2 separate regions of the Homo sapiens genome follow, and region 2 is linked to region 1. A link is an interaction called in ENCODE POLR2A ChIA-PET data of the cell type or tissue named here. Cell type or tissue: GM12878. All regions are shown on one strand.

The links. ChIA-PET counts read pairs that join two places held together with the same protein. Peaks named below come from ENCODE experiments on the same cell type or tissue, not always from the same donor. Only the 100,000 strongest peaks of a DNase experiment are listed, where the experiment ranks them.
Region 2: POLR2A ChIA-PET joins it to region 1 with 5 read pairs; 4 of 35 experiments call an interaction of 5 or more read pairs at or near these places.

What each region holds. Positions count from the first base shown.
Region 1 is chr14:75,417,535-75,422,534 of GRCh38, forward strand. No RefSeq gene overlaps it. Among named protein-coding and RNA genes, the nearest start is that of JDP2-AS1, 7.6 kb to the right of the region's middle. RefSeq lists an enhancer at 1,673-1,722. In GM12878, no CTCF peak of the experiment used is centred here; a DNase peak (open chromatin) is centred at 2,057; H3K4me3 peaks cover 951 bases; H3K27ac peaks cover 1,187 bases.
Region 2 is chr14:75,188,089-75,193,088 of GRCh38, forward strand. No RefSeq gene overlaps it. Among named protein-coding and RNA genes, the nearest start is that of TMED10, 14 kb to the left of the region's middle. In GM12878, no CTCF peak of the experiment used is centred here; a DNase peak (open chromatin) is centred at 693.

The DNA of each region.
Region 1 (5,000 bases):
GAGTCACAGAAGAAGTCAGGTGTAAGTGAGAGCCCTGCTTACCCCATTTATGCCTAGTGTTCCATTACTGGAACACTAAGCTTATGGGAGTTATTTATATTCTACTGCTCAAAGTCATTGCTAAGTTCTAATTTTTCACACAAAAAAATTGCAACTTCTGGCATAAATGGGTTAAAACTAGGTCTCTGGGCTCCCTTCTCATTGAGCAATGGACAGTTGGGGAGGCGCCTGGTGTTAGAGACAACATATCTTTCAGTGCCTTTGTTTATTTAGCATCCAGGCAGTCTTACTGCCAGCAGCTTGTCCCTTGAAAAAAGTTTCAGCCTCTCCTCCTAGGCAAGCAGCAGCCTGAGACTCTGAGCCAGGCTGAGTTTTAGGAGCCATGGCTGGACATCTTGCTGGGGGAGGGCCAAACCACAGCATCCAAGAGCTGCCTTCCTGAGCCCTTACTATGTGGTAAGCACTGTTCCAAGTGGGCAGGAACTCATTAAACCTTCATGACACTCCTATGGATTGGGTATTATCATACACACTCCATTTTAATGATGATGAAATTGAGCATGTAGAGGTTAAGTAACTTGCCCAAGGCCACACAGCTAGTAAGCATCGGAGACAGGATGCACACAGAGGCAGTCTAGTCCCAGAGTCCACACTCTTTATTTGCCACTGTATCCTACTGCCTTGTATGATACATTAATCTTAAAAGACCAGACATGCGAAAACTGTGTAAATGGCCAATCTGAGACACCAACAGGGCCAGTGGGTCTGGAAGAATTATGGCTGGGCAGTGGAGTCTGAAAAGACCCCCTCTAGCTCTGAAACTCTGACCTGTGGGAAGAAGGAAAGGTAGAAGGAATTTCTTTGCCCCAAAACAAGTTACTTAGGATGACTTTTTATTCTTTTTTTGCCCCCTAACTTTTTAAAGTTTATTTTTTGTGGAGACAGAGTCTTGCTATGTTGCCTAGGTTAGTCTCCAACTCCTGACCTCAAATGACCCTCCCACCTTGACTTCCCAAAGTGCTGAAATTACAGGTGTGAGCCACTGTGCCAGGCCATGTAGGAAGAGCTTTTAAAAGGGTAACTGCTCCTGTGCCAGTGGAGTGGGATAGTCCCAGGGCACCAAGCTGATTTGATTAAGAGTTTCCGACAAAGGGAGGAAGGCTGGTTCCAATGGTTTTTATTTATTTATTTTTAACTATTATTTTTTAATTTTTCTTTTCAAGTTTCCAATGATCCAATTGTTTTTCTACCTGTCTCTTAACACCTCTCAAAACTCCCTTTTATGCTTATAATTATTTAGTTAATTAGCTAATTATTCATCCACCTAAGGACTGGGCCAGTCTTTCTCATCATTTCATGATGCTGTGAGCCCTGCACATAGAAATAATCAAATATTTATTGAATGAATGAATGAATGAATGACTGAATGAAGGAATGAATAAAAATCCAACTCTGTGGTCTGAAATATACTCTCGTACACGGCAGGGCACAAACATAACAAGCTGGCATTTGAGGAAGTATTTGAAAGGAAAGGCTGGCTTTAAAAAGGAGGAAGGAGAGGATTAGGAAGGTGTATTTAAGAGATAGAGAAACGCTGGCGGGAGGAGATGGGTGGGGGAATCGTGGGCACAAAACCTGAAAGGAAGCCTGTGAACCTGGCCAGGGCTACCAAAGAAGCCCTTGTCCCAAGGTCCCCTCCAGAGGCCTTCTGACCGCCCTCAGCGCCCACCTCCCACCTCCAGCTCACCCCTGAGGCCAGCGCAGAGGTGTCTCCTCTTACAGGAGTGCATTCTAATTGCAAAATCATATCCTCGTTTTTTAAGGAGAGCCAATTCCTCCAGTTCCGAGTGTGGGGGCCTTTTCTGGTCTATGGGGACCTATTCTGGTCTCAGGGGGTGAGTTTCCAGGAGCCCAGGGACTCAGCGGGGAGGGCGGCTCTCTAGAAGGTACACTTTGGCTGACTTAGGGCAGGGTGCTGAGACATGCAGGTGTCAAAACCTGGCCCGGATTGCCTGGAGCTGGAAGAGCCTTCCAAGAAGTGAAAATCCCACCCCTCCCCCGCCTAGGCCCACACAACAGCCCAGTCATAGGGGCCTCCTTGGCTCCTCCCTACACCTCTCTCTACCACACCACCAAATTGTTGAGTGTAAGAGGAAACGCTACCTCCCGCAGAAAACCTAAAGGGACTTTTTTTCCCCTTCAATAAACATTTGCTGAAATAACTTTTTATTGGTGGTTGTTTTAAAATGCATAGCAGAAAAAGAGTCCTGAGAATTATTTCCACCATAACTTTTGTTCAATGAGATCTGTGTCATCAGTGGGGACCTCAATTTCCTCATCTGTAAAATATGGCCTCTTCCTTGCTTTAATATTCTACAAGTTTGTGCTGCATAAGGTGTGACTGATAATTACATCTCTGCTCAACAAGCATCTGTTCAACAAGTATTCTTTAAGTGCCAAGAGCCCAGACTGCTTTCAACATTATCAGGGACACAAAAGAAATGATTTCCTTCCATTTTTATTTAAATAAATGCAATCATATATTTGGCACATTGAGTGCCAAACATAAGCTCAGCACATGGTAGGTGCTATAGGAGTTTAAAAATTTTAAGATACTGTCCCTACTGATAACTTCAAGCATGTTGGAATGATAATGCATATGTGAAATAAGGAGAAAAATTTTAAATGGCATATGATTAGATGTTAGAAGGGAAATGCTAGTTAAGGTCAGAAGAGGGAGAAATCCCTGTGGGTTTGACCCATCTGAGAAGGTGACAAAGTAGGGGACTTGAGCTGACTGAACCATAATGTTGATGGTTATGATGGTGATGGTGGTGGTGGTGACGAACACAGCCAAATGTATTGGGCTTGTGGCAGGTATTGATATGGTGCTTCATAAGATCGTATTTAATCTTCACATAAACCCTCTAATGTAGGCACCATTATTGTCCACATTTAACTGTTGAGGAAACTGAGGCCCAAACTCTTTTTTATTTTTTTTGAGATGGAGTTTCGCTCTTGTGGCCCAGGCTGGAGTGCAATGGCGTGATCTCATCCCACTGCAACCTTCGCCTCCTGGGTTCAAGCTATTCTCCTGCCTCAGCCTCCCGAGTAGCTGAGATTACAGGCACCTGCCACCATGTCTGGCTAATATTTTTGGTATTTTTAGTAGAGATGGGGTTTCACCATGTTGATCAGGCTGGCCTCAAATTCCCGACCTCAGGTGATCCATCCACCCCAGCCTCCAAAAGTGCTGGGATTACAGGTGTGAGCCACCACACCCAGCCCCAAACATTTTATGGAAGAATCTAACCAACCTATATAGCAACATCTTCTGGGAGTGGGAGACGGGGATGAAGAAGAAAGAAAAAAGTGGAGAAGGGTCTTCGGTTTTCCTAGAAGCAGCATTGTGTGAGTGCAAAGTGAAAACATCTTTGTAGTATAATATCTAATGCATGTATTTTCAGATTAAACCCTCTCTTAAAAATAACTTGAGGCCTCTCTAGACTGTACATTTTTATAGCTATAATGTACTCTTTCAGATCTGAGCAAATACCACAAACTCATCTCAGATCTTATCTCTGACAACCTGGTTTGACCTTCATGATAGTTGGGAAGCCTGTGTTAAAGGAGAAGGGATTTGAGGAGACTTGCGATTTTGTGATTGTGCCTTTCTTTCTTTGATCTTCTAGGACACCTTTTGTCTCCTAACTCCTTTATCTCCTAAGACTGAGTTCTAGACTAGCTTCTGTTTATTTATTTATATATTTATTTACTTATTTATTTAAAGCATAGGGTCTTGCTCTGTAGACCAGGCTGGAGTGCAGTGGTGCAATCATAGCTCCCTGCAGCCTCAAACTCCTGGGTTCAGATGAACCTCCTGTCTCAGCTTCCCAAGTCGCTGCAACTACAGGTGTGTGCCACCACACCTGGCTTGTTTTTGTTTTTGTTTTTTGAGACAGGGTCTCACTCTGTCATCCAGTCTGCAGTGCAGTGATAAAATCTTGGTTCACTGCAACCTCCGCCTCCTGGGTTCAAGTGATTCACCCACCTCAGCCTTCCCAGAAGCTGGGATTACAGGTGCGTGGCACAATGCCCAGCTAATTTTTGTATTTTTTGGTAGAGCCAGGGTTTCACCATGTTGGCCAGGCTAGTCTCAAACTCCTGACTTCAGGTGATCCACCTGCCTAGGCCTCCCAACGTGTTGGGATTATAGGCGTGAGCCACCGCTCCCAGCCACGATGGGCTATTTTATTTTCGTAGAAATGGAATCTTGCTATCTTGCCCAGGCATACCTCAATTTCCTGGCCTCAAGCGATTCTCCTACCGTGGCCTCTTGAAGTGCTGGGATTACAGGCATGACCCACTGTGCCTGGCCTCACTCATTCATTCATTTATTAACCCAAGATTTATTTGTTAATCACCTATGATTTAAAATTTAATATGACTAAAACATCATCTTTCATCTAAAAAAGTTTGATCAGGATTTACGATCCTGGTGTCAACTTCAGGAACCCCCTATATATGGATGACCTACACAATGACATCCTCAACCTGGGCCTTTTATCCTCTCTCCATGTGTTTTCAGGACACATTTTAAAACATAATATTCTGGAAGCAGAATGCATATGCATCGGGTTTTCCCTAAATCACTCGTGTCCTCATTTCCCCATTTTTTATGAATATTATTCATCTTCTTGGGCCTCTAGTCTGTCATCCTTTATGGGCAGGGATGATCTCTTCGTTTTTGCTTGGCCTCCTCAAATAGGGTGGCACGTGGTGCATGGCTCATAGCAAACTTCAAACAAGATTGTCTGACTAAGTCATTTAAATGACTAACTGAATCCTGAGCGGTGAGAAGGCACTCAGTACAGTTCTGTATTTAGTCTCGCAGAGGTTGAGTGGCATGTGATAGATGAGGCAAGAATAGCAAACCGATAAAATTCCATGGTGTCAGTTGAGCACTCCTTTATAAGCTTGACTTTGGGTCATTTTATTCA
Region 2 (5,000 bases), 230 kb before region 1:
GACCCTAGCTACTTGGGAGGCTGAGGCAGGAGAATAGCTTGAACCCAGAAGGTGGAGGTTGCAGTGAGCCGAGATTGCACCACCACACTCCAGCCTAGGTGACAAAGCGAGGCCTTGTCTCAAAAAAAACAACAACAACAAAAAAAAAACCCCAGAAAATACCGATGCCTGTCTCCCACTCCCGGACATTCTGATGTAATTGATGTGGGATGTAACCTGGGTATCAGTATTTTTTTAAAATCTCCCCTGTGATTCAATGTACATCCATAGTTGAAAACCAATGCTCCAAAGTAATGCTTGCCCATTCCTATCTCAGCACCTAACCTTTCAATACCTTTCATGTAGCATGCTCTCAATAAATATTGCTCAGTTTGATTTACAATCCTGTTTCCCCCACTGAAGCACTGCCACCCTTTCACCTAGAATGCTATGTGAATTTGTCTTCTGGTAAGTAGAGTACCTGCAATACCAGCTTGAGGACAAGGTTCATTCCTCTGCTGGCCATGTGCTACCAGCTCAAGTTTTAGCAAAGAGGGAGGAATGGGAAGCTAGGAGGACTTGAGAAGAGGAGGAAGCTCTCTGCACAGGCACATGGGGGAGCTTTTTTCTTCTCCCTTACAGAAAGTCATCGTGGCACGTGGACAAAGGAAGTATTAATAACCTTTCTAAAGACGCACTTCTCCAACATTTGGTGTTTCAAAACCGCAACCAGTGCTGTCAGTTCTACAGATGGCCAACTTCTGCATTTTGGATGACGGCTTCCAAAGATAGCTCAACTTGTATCCCTAAAGCAGAAGACACAACTATGGGGAAGAAGACCATCCTCATTTCTAAGCCAGAGGTTAAAAGCCACTACCCACATGTTGGTCAGAGACAAGAAGACTGACCACCAAGCAAAGTCATTAGAGGCAATCAACTTTTCTTGGAGTAAAATTAAAGTAACATTATTACGTCATTATCACAACCAGACCTTAATGATACAGACTGGGCAACCCACAGGAGTGTGCTCTGGACAGAGGCTTTGCCTTTGCCACCCACTTGCTGGGTGGCCTTGGGCTGATAGTTACCCTTTCTAGATGTTGACTTCCTCCCTTGTAAAATGTGAAGGCAGAAACTGAGAACGAGCCTTTCTTTGACTTCTTCCAATCTGCATCCAAAGAGAAGTGAAGAAGTATCAAGTTCAGAAGGACGATGATACTACATCACTAACAGTTGTGCTTCACCATCCTCCTTCAGGGTCTGGGGTCCCAGCCAGGTATTTGGCAAGCACGGCTCAAGTGTCTGCAGGCTCTGACCTCCATGGGGCGAATGTAGTTGCAAAGACCTCCCCAGAGCAGCTTTTGGGACTAGGATGAAAGACTGTGTTCGTTTCCTCCCAAAGTGCCGGTTGCTGTAACAAATGAACACAGACTGGGTAGCTGAAAACAACAGAAAATATTTTCTTTCACAGATCCGGAAGCCAGAAGTCTGAAATCAAGGTGTTGGCAGGGATGCAATCTCTCTGAAGGCTCTAAGGGAGAATCCTTCCTTGCCTCTTCGGTGGTTCCAGGCATTCCTTGGCTTGTGGCTGCATCATTACAATCTCTGCTTCTGTCTTCACATGGCCTTCTCTCTTCTCTCTGTGTCTCATAAAGACACTTTTCATTGGACTTAGGACCCATCCAGAGAATCCAGGATGATCTCAAGATCCTTAATTTAATTACATCTGCAAAGACTCTTTTGCCAAATAAGGTTACCTTCACAGGTTCCAGAAATTAGGACTTCAACATGTCTTTGAGGGTTAGGGGAGAGGGGGTGGGCACCCAATCAGCCTCCAGATGGAAAAGTGTAGAAGAATGTATAAAATCCTTCCCATCCTTAAAGCCCAGATGGAATGCTACCTTGTCCAGGAGGGCTTGCCAGTTCCTACCACATAGACATGATTTTTCCACCAAGCCATTTAGTTACGCCCATATTGTACATGTCTTTTCCTCTTGCCTCTAGACCACCTGCATCAGAATCACCTCAGGAGTTGGTTAAAAATATACATGTCTGTCCTTTCTGCCCTAGCCCCCACTGTCACTGCTTTCAATGAATCAGGCCTTCTAGGGATGGGGCTCAAGAGTGTGCATTTTAGGCCAGGCATGATGGCTCATGCCTGTAATCTCAGCACTTAGGGAGGCCAAGGTGGGCAGATCTTGAGGTCAGGAGTTTGAAACCAGCCAGGCCAACATGGTGAAACCCCATCTCTACTTAAAAAAAACCACAAAAATTAGGCTGGGCGCAGTGACTCGCACCTGTAATCCCAGCACTTTGGGAGGCCAAGGCAGGCGGATCAACTGAGGTCAGCAGTTCGAGACCAGCCTGACCAACATGGAGAAACCCCATCTCTACTAAAAATACAAAATTAGCCAGGCATGGTGGCACTTGCCTGTAAGCCCAGCTACTCGGGAGGCTGAGTCAGGAGAATCGTTTGAACCCGGGAGGTGGAGGTTGGGGTGAGCCGACATCGTGCCATTGCACTCCAGGCCTGGGCAACAAGAGCGAAACTCCATCTAAAAAAAAAAAAAAAAAAATGCCAGGCGCGGTGGCTCATGCCTGTAATCCCAGCACTTTGGGAGGCTGAGGCGAGCAGATCACAAGATCAGGAGTTCAAGATTAGCTTGGCCAATATGGTGAAACCCTGTCTCTATTAAACGTACAAAAATTAGCCGGGCATGGTGGCGCATGCCTGTAGCTCCAGTTACTCTGTGGGCTGAGGCAGAAGAATTGCTTGAGCCCGGGAGGCCAAGGTTGCAGTGAGCCGAGATTGTGCCACTGAACTCCAGCCTGGGTGACAGAGCAAGACTCCATCTCAAAAAAAAAAAAAAAAAAAAAATTAGCCAGGTGCGGTGGTGTGTGCCCATAGTCTCAGCTCCTTGGGAAGCAGAGTCAGGAGAATCGCTTGAACCTAGGAGGTGGAGGTTGCAGTAAGCCAAGATGGTACTACTGCACTCCAGCCTGGGCGACAGAGCAAGAATCCGTCTAAAAATAAATAAAAAATAAAATAAAATAAATAAATAAAAAATAAAAAAAACCCAGAAAGGATCATCAAAACAATGGGAGAATGACTCTAAAGGTATTACAGGGAGTTTCAAGGCTGCTGCTCAGGCCCAGAGCTTTAGGAGGGCAGAAGGGTTTCAGGAGACTGGTCTGGGAGCCCTCTGGCTCATTGCCCAGAACTATCTTTGGTCTGCTCCATGAATTCTGGTGCGGCACTCCTTAGCCGCCCCAGCCATGGCTCATGCAGGCCCAGGTGATACTTGACCCACTAAAACATCTAAGAGGTAAACCTTGGCTAGGCACAGTGGCTCATGCCTGTAATCCCTGCACTTTGGGAGGCCAAGGCGGGTGGATCACCTGAGGTCAGGAGTTTGAGACTAGCCTGGCCAACATGGTTGGCCATCTCTTCTAAAAATACAAAAAATTAAGTTGGGCGTGGTGGCTCACGCCTGTAATCCCAGCATTTTGGGAGGCCAAGGTGGGTGGATCACAAGGTCAAGAGATTGAGACCATCCTGGCCAACATGGTGAAACCTCATCTCTACTAAAAATACAAAAATTAGCTGGGCGTGGTGGTAGCACACACCAGCAGTCCCAGCTGCTCAGGAGGCTGAGGCAGGACAATCACTTGAACCCGGGAAGCAGAGGTTGCAGTGAGCCGAGATTGCACCACTGCACTCCAGCCTGGCGACAAAGCAAGACTCCGTCAAAAAAAAAAAAAAAAAAAAAAAAAATTAGCCAGGAGTGGTGGCACGTACCTATAGTTCCAGCTACTCGGGAGGCTGAGGCAAGAGAATTGCTTGAACCCGGGAGGCAGAGGTTGCATATATTGCAGTGAGCCGAGATTGAGCCATTGCACTCCAGCCTGGGCTACAAGAGTGAAAATCTGTCTAAAAAAAACAAAAAAGAAAGAAAGAAAAACAAAAAAACAGACCGGGTGCAAGGGCTCATGCCTGTAATCCCTGCACTTTGGGAGGCCAAGGCGGGTGGATCACCTGAGGTTAGGAGTTCAAGACTAGCCTGGCCAACATGGTGAAACCCCATCTCTACTAAAAATACAAAAAATTAGGTTGGGCGTGGTGGCTCACGCCTGTAATCCCAGCACTTTGGGAGGCCAAGGCAGGTGGATCACAAGGTCAAGAGATTGAGACCATCCTGGCCAACATGGTGAAACCCCATCTCTACTAAAACTACAAAAATTAGCTGGGCATGGTGGTGGCACACACCTGCAGTCCCAGCTACTCAGGAGGCTGAGGCAGGAGAATCACTTGAACCCGGGAGGCAGAGGTTGCAGTGAGCCGAGATTGCACCATTGCACTCCAGCCTGGCGACAAAGCAAGACTCCGTCAAAAAAAAAAAAAAAAAAAAAAAAAATTAGCCAGTAGTGGTGGCACGTGCCTATAGTTCCAGCTACTCGGGAGGCTGAGGCAAGAGAATTGCTTGAACCCGGGAAGCAGAGGTTGCGTATATTGCAGTGAGCTGAGATTATGCCATTGCACTCCAGCCTGGGCAACAAAAGTGAAAATCTGTCTTAAAAAAAAAAAGAAAAGAAAAGAAAAACAAAGAAAAAAACCAGGCTGGATGCAGTGGCTCATGCCTGTAATCCCTGCGCTTTGGGAGGCCGAAGTAGGTGGACCACAAGGTCAGGAGTTTGAGACCCACCTGACCAACATGGTGAAACCCTGTCTCTACTAAAAATACAAAAATTAGCCTGGCGTGGTGGTGGGCACCTGTAGTCTCAGCTACTCGGGAGGCTGAGGCAGGAGAATCGCCTGAACCCAGGAAGCGGAGGTTGCAGTGAGCTGAGATCGTGCCACTGCACTCAGCCTGGCAACAGAGTGAGACTCTGTCTCAAAACAAACAAACAAACAAACAAACAAACAAACAGTGGTAAACCTTGGTGGTGTGTCCACATGGTGCTACTTCTGCAGCCATGTAGAATGCAAGAGCTGTAGGGACATGGCTTCCTCTACAAAATTT